Linked DNA regions of Mus musculus: region 1 is linked to region 2. The links are chromatin loops, found by intact Hi-C in ENCODE. Cell type or tissue: left cerebral cortex. All regions are shown on one strand. Links, peaks and the distances in the headings refer to the core of each region. The heading gives the core; the rest is flanking DNA.

Region 1 (5,380 bases), core at 288-5,287, 50 kb before region 2:
CGAGAGACCTGTCTCAAAAAAAATAGAGGATGACATTCTAAAGTCAACCTTGGGCCTTTACATGCATCTGCATGGGTAAGCACACCCTCATACATGTGCACATACGCATATACCACACACACACACACACACACACACACACACACACACACACACCACCATCACCACCACCACCACCACCACCAAATAAAGGTAAGTGGTCTTCAAGATGGATGTGCCCACGACCCAGAAGTATTTGCCTAGATCTGAGTGAGATAGGATAAGCGTGTTCTCCAGGGAAGGAGTTCCTAGGCCTTAGTCAACCATAACAAATGAAGGAAATCTTCCGGCTTGCATCTCTTAGCTGTGTCAAGTGAGCTCAGGCTAAGCCCAGATGTTTATTGCTGCCTTTTGCAAGATGGCCCTGTGCTCCTGACCTCTCCTTCCCGATGAGGGCAATGTTGGAAGATTGGCCATAAGAAGGAGCAAGCAGCCTTACACTGAATGCTTTTAGGGCTTATTAAAGACAACTTTGCCCCCTTGTGCTTGTTTATCTCATATAATTTGAGAATCGAAACTATAGGCACGTGCTTGCCTGGATCCAGGGTCCTGCAATGGAGACCAGTTCCAGCAGCCTTCAGGAGTGAATATGTTAATTACAAGATGCCACTTTACAGTCGTCTTGCACATTTTTGCATGTGTATGTGCACACATTCATGTGTAGGTGGGCATGTCCATACAGAGACTCAAAGACATCTTTGCTGGTCATTCCTTTGCCACTATGTACCTTGTTTTTTTGTGACAGGTTTTGAAGTGACCTGGAATTTACCAAGTAGGCTAAATCGGGTGGCCTGCAAGCCCCAGGGATCTCATAGCTTCCACCTCTCCATTGTTGGTATTATAAGCACAAGTTGGGCTTTTTTTTTTTGAACTGTGGGGTCTGGAGATTCTTTTGTCTGCCAGTCTTTCTTTGCTACTAAAACACATCCTCACAAATTTGGAACCCCAAAGCACCACACATTAATTAACTATTCAAAGAATTAACCAAACGAGGAGTTGGTTCTCTAAGAAAATCAACAAGATAGATAAACCCTTAGCTAGAATCACTGGAGGGCACAGGGACAACATCCTAATTAACAAAATCAGAAATGAAAAGGGAGACATAACAACAGATCCTGAAGAAATCCAAAACACCATCAGATCCTTCTACAAAAGGCTATACTCAACAAAACTGGAAAACCTGGACGAAATGGACAAGTTTCTAGACAGATACCAGGTACCAAAGTTAAATCAGGATCAAGTTAACGATCTAAACAGTCCCATATCCCCTAAAGAAATAGAAGCAGTCATTAATAGTCTCCCAGCCAAAAAAAGCCCAGGACCAGATGGGTTTAGTGCAGAGTTCTACCAAACCTTCAAAGAAGATCTAATTCCAGTTCTGCACAAACTATTCCACAAAATAGAAGTAGAGGGAACTCTACCCAACTCATTCTATGAAGCCACAATTACTCTGATACCTAAACCACAGAAAGATCCAACAAAGATAGAGAACTTCAGACCAATTTCCCTTATGAATATCGATGCAAAAATCCTTAATAAAATTCTCGCTAACCGAATCCAAGAACACATAAAAGCAATCATCCATCCTGACCAAGTAGGTTTTATTCCAGGGATGCAGGGAAACATGTGTGGAGCATGTACTCCGTGAGCCCAGCATATAGGACCATCTGGACCTTGTCTCCTCCATTCTGGACTGTTTATCCTGTGCCCTTGTCTCAGGGGTCTTCGTGACTACTTTGAGCCAACTATGTAATCCAGAATTAATGTCCCCATCTGAAAACCCTAAGCTTGGTGACAACTGCAGTGGCGTCTTCGGACATGTTGGGAACATTTGCACTGGGTTCTGGGAATTAAGATGGTAATTTCTTCAGAATATCACTGTTTTATCTACCCTATTCCTTTGTCAGATATTCTTACATTGTGGAGTGTTTTAATTTGCTGTGAATTTTGAGTTATTCAGTCATCAGCATTAACTTGAGTGCAGATTTGGGGACAGTGCTGTGGTCATGACTGTCTGGTGATTTGGGGCCACGTGCCAATCATAGAGCCATGCCATCCTTCACAGATAAGATTGTGGGTCTGCGGGCTCATTTCCAAGTTACATTTATGGTTTTGGAATGTGTGTATGAGATTCTCGGCCCTCTTTTCACTGCTTCTGAATAGGTAGGGTTCTTTGTGGGGAAACACTAAGAAAAAAATCATGTGTATACATTTTGCATGTTCACACAGGCCCAGATGTGTTTACACTCAATGTGTTCGTTTTATTTCATTTTTAGTATGTCTGACTTTCTTTTTTTTTCTTTTCCGGCTCTCTAACTGAGTAGGCATGCTGGAAGCGATGCTGTTCACGGCAGTGATATAAAAGCATTTATGGTTCCTAAAGGCTTAAGAATATGGCTGTGCTGAACTGGGGACGCTCAGCATCTGCTCTGGGCCGCCTTTACCTGCGCCGTTATCTCCTGTTAAAGAGTCACTATAAAATGCTAAATAAACTTAATAACTGGTAACAACCCACTTTGCCAGTTGGGGACACTTACATTTTATGAATTTGGGGGAAATACTTGAGAAAATGGGATTTTGCAGGTATGTGTGTGTTTGGAGGCTTGAGATGGGCTGTGAGCCCGAGCAAATGCCCTTGCTTTGACATTTTAGAAGGAACTCGGAAGCTGAGCATTATTCTTTGCAGAAAAAGTGTGTCACTTCCCAATTCAATAAAGGACTTTGGTGTCAACTAAACTCACAGTGGGCCAGATAGGTCTAAACATGCCTGTCATAGATGGCCTAAGCCGTTACCTTCACACGCCCAGAAAGGGGAACTTCAGTTGAGGAGTTGCCTCCATGCCAATGGCTTGAGGACATGCCTGTGGGTGGTGGGAGGACCTAGCTCTCTGTTGGCAGTACCATCCCTAGGCAGGTTGGCTGTCTAAGAAAAGTAGCTGAACTTAGGGCTGGGAGCAAGCCAATAAACAGCGCTTTTCCAAGGTCTCCACTTCAGTTGCTACCTCAAGGTTCTCAACTTGAGCCTCTGCCCTGGCGTTTTTCAATGATGGACTGCAATGTGTAACTACAATAAACACTTCCCTACATACATTGCTTTTCCTCCGTGTTTTATCATGCGACAGAAAAAAGGAGCTTGGGGCTACTGCTGGGTGGGTAGTGGGTTTCTTTGTGGTGTTGGGGAAACATTTGGAATCTAGGGGTGATAAGTTGCATACCATGAATATAACCAAAGCCCAAGATTGCATACTTAAATCACATTCTCTCCCCACAATAATAAAAAAAAAAAAAAAGCGGAGCTGCTTGGAATTAGGAATGGTTATGAATTGGCACATGTTTAAGATGCGCCCTTTCCCTTTTGTGTGTGGAACTGAAGGCTGCTCATGTGAGTTTATCTAGACTGAATATATTGTAATGTTGAAAATAATCCTTTCTGCTTCTGCTAATGCATTCTCCTGTCACTTTTCCAACAGCCTTTTACAACTACGATGCCAGGGGAGCAGATGAACTGTCCCTTCAAATTGGAGACACCGTGCACATCCTAGAAACTTATGAAGGTAAGTGAGGCTTGATGGCTCCCTGTTGGGGATTTGGGATGACGCTTCAGGGCCTTCTGGGGGGGGGGGGAAGTGCTTCTCTGTTAGGGTGCTACATTCTCAGGATGGACACTTTCCCCACAGATAGATGCTCTTCCAGGCAAAGGTTGCTCGGGCAGCTATTTGTTAAATTCAGTGAGGCTTTGTTAAGGCCAACTTAAAACTAAGCATCATATTTTTAACCCCTAAATGCTTCTCACTGGCTCGTTATTTTGCACATATATGTAAATATTTTTTGTTTGTTTGTTTCGTTGGTTTGTTTTGTTTTTCAAGACAGGGTTTCTGTGTGTAGAGATCCAACTGCTTCTGGCTCCCAAGTGCTGGGTGGGATTAAAGATGTGTGTCAGTACCACCGGGCTGTGTGTAAATTTTGACTGAAACTGACTGACTTGGTGAGAGACAGATTTGGAGAATTCAGTGTGTTGCTCTGATGTGTGTGATGAGTGTTTTAAGTAGTCTTTTTTTGTTTTGTTTTTAAGTTTTCACTTTGATTTGTTAATAGTGTGTCTCAGGGGAAACTGCAGCTGCCATGCTGACCTTTTCCTTTGTCTGTGACCCCCATTTTCTTCGGGGTGAAAAGATCACAAGTTACATGGGCTATGGTTCAAGGAAGCAATTGTGGCTTTTCTGATGCTCTTGGTTAGTGCCTTGCACAGCCTGCGAGCCACTGTGGGTGTTCTGCGGTGGTTGTTACTGAGTGTAGGGGCATCGGCGGGCGGGCAGCTTGCTTCCTTACTTCTCTCTTTTTAGGCATCGCTCCCCTCAGTTTCCTTAAGGTTGGTGTTTCTGTGTCTGCTGGCTTCCTTTTCTGCCGGAAAAGATGACTCCATAAGCAGTGTTTGAGTCCCGGGACCTGATTTAAATAACCAAATTGCTTTCAGATCGGGTTCAGCGAAAGCCTTACAAGTGAGAGAGGAAATTGTAGACAGCTCATAGTAACCAACAAATTGAACTTCCAGAGAGGTCTTCACACTCCACTTTGCACAGGAGTGAGCTGTGCTCCGCTTCTGCCAGCCAGGCAAGCGGGGACTGGCTCCCGTGTCCCTCAGAGACATGGCTGAGAAGCAAAACCCTATTAAAAAAAATCCATGTCTTGCCCCTTATTTCTTCCTCTGATGCAGGAAGACTCGGAAGAACTCTATTCCATTTGCACCGTTTACTTGCAAACTGTGTGGGGGATGAGGGAGTCAGCTCTGTATGCCTAGAAGCAGCTGGAGCTTGGCAAAAAGGAGCCCCAAAGCGAATGAGTGGCTGGCTGTGATGGGCGCCTTCTGCTTGTTTTCAGTTTTGACAGCTGACAGTTGGATTTCCTTATCTGCTCTCCCGTACAGATTGCCAGTGGCTTCGAGGAAACAGAGAGAGAAATTAAGTTGAGGTGAAGGATCAGGCATCTCATCTCAGACACTTTTTCTGATCTGAAGGGAAATGCTGATAGGTTTCTTTTATTTTTTTAATTGCCCCTAGCTACTTGAATGTGGAATCCCTGGTTCCTCCGCTCAGAGCCTCAGTGTCTTTCCTGAATAGTTAATGATTTCCTGGGGCACCTGGCTGGGTGGAGTGTGGTGTCTTCCTTTACTTCTGGAGGACACTGTCCCCTCTCGCCCTGCCACCTCAGTCACATCAGTGGGCCTTGTTCTACACTAACCTCACAGTGATCTGCTAGTGGCTTTGACTTCCGGTCTTCAGCCAGGATTAATTTGCAGGCCAGTCTTGGATCTGATTAAACCAGCAGTGTCTTTCCAAAAGAC
Region 2 (5,380 bases), core at 206-5,205:
ATATATATTGCATACATACACACCTACATATGTATACTCTCACACAGACAAACATGCATACTCAGAAACCCTTAGATTCCAGGGCTCAGTAGACAGACTAGCAGTAACATAACAAATCCCCTACCCCCACATATCTGCCAGTGTTGAAGACCATGAAGAAAACCCATCAGATGCTGATACCATATATGAATGGGCAGTTGATTGTTTTAGATGCTTTGAAGAAGCCTGAAGCAAGGGAGAGCACGAGCCCTCCATGCAGGCCTGGCTGTTGCACTTTCTTGCCCTCCATGCAGGCCTGGCTGTTGCACTTTCTTGCTAAAGACCCTAGAACATCTCATGGGGGGGGGTCTTCTGGCCCCCAGAGATAGGTGGTGTGCACTAGGACTCCGTGGTTTCTCTATTGCTAAGCAGTTTTCCTCCCTGCACTGGCCCTTTCCCATGTCCTAGGTTTATTCCCTCGTTCACATCGCAGTCTCTCTGTTCTTGTTTAAACCAAGCCACGTTCAGTTTGGCTCCTCCCACTTACTTCGGGTTGTAGCGGTGTGAGCTCCCTTCACTCTTCTGCAAAACCTTCCTGGCTTTGTCCTGGAATCAGCTCTGGGTTGCACAGTCTCCCCTTCCCTGAGACTTGGAACTAGTTCGAGGACAGTCGATCCTTCTGATGCGAATCTTCCTGTTGGTGATTGTGGGGTTTGTTTCTCCGTCCCCCATTGGCTTCTCCTGTGTACGTTGGCGATTGTCTACCAGGCGTCTTTGTAGCAGGTGCTAATGTCACTTTGTCCTGACTGTAGTTGAGGGTAATGATTGGTTTTCTTTGCAGCCAAGGATAAATCTGAAAAGATCTTCGCACTGGCCTTTGTGAAGCTGATGAGATACGATGGGACCACCCTGAGAGACGGGGAGCATGACCTTATTGTCTACAAGGTACGCACCTCTGTCCCAGGGTACCCTGGGCGCCCTGACTGGATCAGGCCCTAGTGAAGCCCTCACCTGAGCTGAACTGTTAGCTTTTCATGGTTGTGACAAATACCTGAGCAAAACAATAAAGGGAGTCAGGGTGTGTCAGCGCTTTCGGTCCTGGTCCTTCCTGGTGGGGAGGGTGTGGTGAGCAGCTTATATCCAGGTGGCCAGGAAACAGAGAATACTGTGGGAGGAGACTTTGTTTTAGCCCATCAGGGTCCCCAGTCTTCATGTGTACCTAGTTTCAGGAGGTAACTTTCCCCTCATAGTTAATTCTCTGTGGTGGACACGCTTCGAGGTATGCTTTACCAAGCTCTCAGAACTTCCCACTTCAGTCAAGCCTGCGATCAAGATGAACATCTCAGTTGACATTTCTCACCGGAGGACAGAGCTGCTGTGTAGCATGGAGCTGCATTTAATTATGTAAATGAGCAGTTATGATTGGCCAGCCCTTTTGCTGTTCCTAACGAGAGACGATGACAGGCAATAACACGTTCCGTGCTGTATGCGAAGGCTGAGGATGGGCGTTAGTCCACAGGACGAGGGAAGATGGTTGAAGTGCACTGTAGAACACAGTGTGGAAGGGGGCGTGGGGGTTGAAGGAAATCATAATAATAAGGCATGCAGAACCTGGAGTGTGGCCTCCATGAATGTTGTTTGATACAAGGTGCAATCAAACCCACAGGCTGAAGCCAAAAAGCTCGAAGATGCAGCCACATACTTGAGCCTCCCTAGTACCAAGGGGGAGTTGGAAGAAAAGGGCCACTCAGCCACAGGCAAAGGAATGCAGAGTCTTGGGAGTTGTACCATCAGCAAAGACTCTTTCCAGATCTCCACTCTGGTGTGTTCCACGAAACTGACCCAGAACGGTGAGTTCTAGAATTCCTCCCTCTCCAACACATCCCTTTTGGCTGCGTGTTGAGTGGAGGAGTTTCCTGTGGGTGCGTGGACGTCACCCACTGTGTCCTTTGATAAGGACCTCCATAGATGTCGATGAGCTTGGGAAGAGGAAGTGGCATCCGTCAGAGTTTAAAACTCACACTTCTATTTTGGGCTGAGGACTAACTTAGCAGGGAGATTAAACAATGGGAGGACTTAATTTTATTTTTAAATGTGTTTATTTGTGGTGTATGTGGGGGCAGTCAGAGGACACACTGGCTTCTTTCCTTTCTCTGTGTGAACAGTGGGGCTTGAACTCTGTTCATCAAGCTTGTTAGCGAGCACCGTAACCACTCTTCCGTCTTGTCAGCCTTCCTCTTGGAGAAGTTTTCCAGGCAAAAGAAGGAAACAAGGCATCATGGGGAATACACAAGGTTTGAAAACAGATCAGAGAAATGGAGTTGAACCTTCATTCTAACTTAACCCTGGAAATGACCTTGAGTAACGAAGCTTTTAACCCAGCTCTTCCCGCTGGTACACATGTGAATAATGCCTGCTTCCGGAGCGTTCTGGCTAGTGTATACACACTGTCAGATGTGAGGTACTCCCTTCTCTGTGTCTTCCTCTGTCTTGATTCTCCTTGAGATAATTCCCAGTTATCTCTCTTTGGAGAAGTTGATTGGCCTGATATGTTTGGGCTCCCTGCTTACAGTGTGAGATAAGACCTCCTTGCTGGTTCTAGTCCACCAAGCTCAGCCTAATGTGGCAGGTCACTCATCAGCTGATGCCTCGGCCCTGGGCTGACTGAGTTCATTTCCCACTGCTTGCAGCCTCCTCGGAGTCATGGCAGCCCGGTGGCGATACTTCTTATTCAGGGCACACCAGTACCGTTGCCGTGACTCTGTCTGGAGGAGGCAGAGGCTCTCTGCACAAATCCTTCATTTAAAAGCCGCGTCCTCCTAATGTGGCCGTATCATAGCTGTGCAGAGACTTTATGCTCTCTTGAAATGGAGCTTGAAAATCCAATTTTTTTCCCTCTTAACTGCCTGATAGGAGTTGTGATTATTAATGTCCGTCATTATCAGGAATCACATCTCGGTGTTGCCTGTCAGTCATGGCTGGAGTTTGAGATTTGCCGAGGAGCAGGCATCGTTTGGGCTTGCACTGGATTACCCTAGCATGGAAGAAGCCCGTCCTTTGGAAGATGGGACTCTGGAAGGGAGAAATGTTGCTGTCCTGAGGGCTGAGGCGTGCCAGTCAGGTGTCTTTCAAACTTTCGCCACCTGCTGCTTCCATCTCTCTTTACATTTTACATCTCTCTTCATTCTCAGCTTTGCCCAGTGAGGCTTTCCCACCCTTGGCCTCCCTAGTAAAATATTAGTGAGAGGCTGTGAGTCATCCAGACACATCTGAGTTGTTTGAGCCTATGTGAACACCGATACTTGGAGACCATTTGGACACTTCCTGGTTGCCAAGTCACCGTGGGTTTGAATCATTTCTGAAGGGTTCTTACTTGCTGCCTGTGGTAATCGCTACCAGCAAATGACCCCCCCCCCCCATCCCCCACTTCCCAGAAGGACTGGATTTGTGTAAGTGGGGGGGGGGGGGAGGGAGGATTGTGCAGGAGTTTGATTCTCAGGGACATGAGTCAGCTATGTGGGCTCCAGCTAGTGACTGGGCTGTGCAAAGAATGTCCCAGTACTAGGAATGAGATTCTCAGCGTGTACCTACATTGGGGTACATGAACTAATGTTTGTGCCTCATTCAATGCAGGCTAAGGGTGGTGTCCCCAGCTGGGTCATTGACCCCAAGTGTGTCTGCTTTAGTGTCTCAGCAGGTGCTGAGCTCTGCTCAGCTTCTCACTTTGGAGGAAGCCACTGTCTTATATGTGGGTCAGTGTTCCAGATGCATCGCTAGTTGTCTGAAATTTGATCATAATTTCCTATCAAAACAAGTCTCATCCACAGTATCTCTTTAAAACATGCGGGGGGGGGGGAACCTCCCAGGGTGGTGTGTGGAATACTTTCTTACCTTACAGCTCCTTGAATCTCACCATTTGCAGGGTGATTCCCTCCCTGGTACCCAGTGAGAGAGCCCTGGTCTCTGCAGCAGCTGTTGCCAAGCAACAAGGAAATTCCAAAGTGATGCTGCTCACTGAACAGAAGGAAGAATCTGGCTTTCATTTCATGCAAGCATTGATACCCCTTTTTGGGATTGTGCCATGCCAGGAGTGTATAAGATGGGGGTGCCCTAGTTGGCGCCTGAGTGTGGAGTCCCAAATTCTCCTCTGAGGGAATCATTTTTCCTGAAACCATAATTTGTTCTCGCAAAGTTCCATTACTTAGGGAAAGAAAAGCAGGGGCTGAATTATTCATCAAGGTTTGTATTAAAGATCTCTGTCCTCAGCGCTGTGTGGGCTGCCATAGGGGATAGGACAAGAACTGTAAGATGCGATCCCTCCTCTCAATTAGCTTACTGTATAATGAGAGGGAAAGGAGTCATGAAACAAAGGATAATTATGAACCCAGCTGTGTTGAGTCCCCGGGACTGGAGGCCTTTCCTGCCTGGGTAGCTCTGTGGGGGAGGGACAAACTTTTTCCTTCAGCACTGCCCAGTGGGGTGATTTGTGAATTTTCTCATTTGAACTTTTTCCTCAAATTTGCAATACAGAGCCCAGATGGGCAGTACAAATGTTATAATCCAAGTTTTTTGTTGGGTGGGATGGGGTTTGGTTGCTGAGGCAGGAGAATTTACAAGTTCAAATACAGTCTGGGTTCTGCAGTGAGCTCCGGGCTAGTCTGATCCATCTAATGATCGCTGACTGCCCCTCTACCCAAAAAGGGGGGAAAAAAACCTCCAAAAAAGCAAAACAAAACAAAAATCCCTCAAACAACCACAACCAAAAAAAAAGGAAAAGAAAAACCCCAAATGAACAATAACGAAATAACACCCTCCCAAGGATAAGTAAATAACTAGAAATGGAAAGTTAAACTATAGAGACCAGACTCAACCCAGTCACATGGTGCGTGATACCAGCTCGGAATGATTGGGGCTTAGGTGATGCATTGGTCTCCATTAAAGCGACATTGATCACTCCTGAGACGGAGACAGAGACGGAGACACCCTCAACCCTTGGATCAGAAGGGTCAGGCCAAGATGGACCCTTTCTTGTTACTTTACTTTCAGTTAGAATCACAACACGTCAACTTCCGCCCCAAATTTCTAGCTCCTTTCCTATCTGAAGGACGACTGCTGGTTTTATGTTGGCTGTTGTGATAAGCTTGCCTACATGTTTTATTGTTGGATTCTTTTAGCTGCCCTGCAAATTATGCAGCGCCGCACCCGCTGTTCAGCCAAGGAGACAAGGGAAACTCCCTGCCCAGTGTTCTGTAGTTACTGTGTGACTCAGCTGGCTTTACATAATCCACACTGTATGTGGGTGCTGAGTGCCGCCCCCCTCCGGTTTACTCTTCTAGTCATCAGTGATGCCCGAGGTGATAAGAAACACATGAGAATCTGTATGGGGTGTAGGTGGCTTTTG

Evidence for each region. Hi-C counts contacts between places; a loop is a spot of excess contacts. Peaks named below come from ENCODE experiments on the same cell type or tissue, not always from the same donor. Only the 100,000 strongest peaks of a DNase experiment are listed, where the experiment ranks them.
Region 1: a loop joins it to region 2, with 4 times the contacts of the local background. A loop is called at or near these places in 3 of 42 quality-filtered maps.

The regions. Positions count from the first base shown.
Region 1 is chr7:134,720,821-134,726,200 of GRCm38, forward strand. Dock1 (dedicator of cytokinesis 1) reads left to right here. Exons shown (of 52, transcript NM_001033420.2): 2 at 3,510-3,593. Among named protein-coding and RNA genes, the nearest start is that of Dock1, 53 kb to the left of the region's middle. In left cerebral cortex, for the core only: no CTCF peak of the experiment used is centred there; DNase peaks (open chromatin) are centred at 2,318, 3,016, 4,349 and 4,865.
Region 2 is chr7:134,770,647-134,776,026 of GRCm38, forward strand. It overlaps Dock1 (dedicator of cytokinesis 1), which reads left to right. Exons shown (of 52, transcript NM_001033420.2): 17 at 821-924; 18 at 1,646-1,829. Among named protein-coding and RNA genes, the nearest start is that of Dock1, 100 kb to the left of the region's middle. In left cerebral cortex, for the core only: no CTCF peak of the experiment used is centred there; DNase peaks (open chromatin) are centred at 1,847, 3,191, 3,605 and 4,006; H3K27ac peaks cover 312 bases.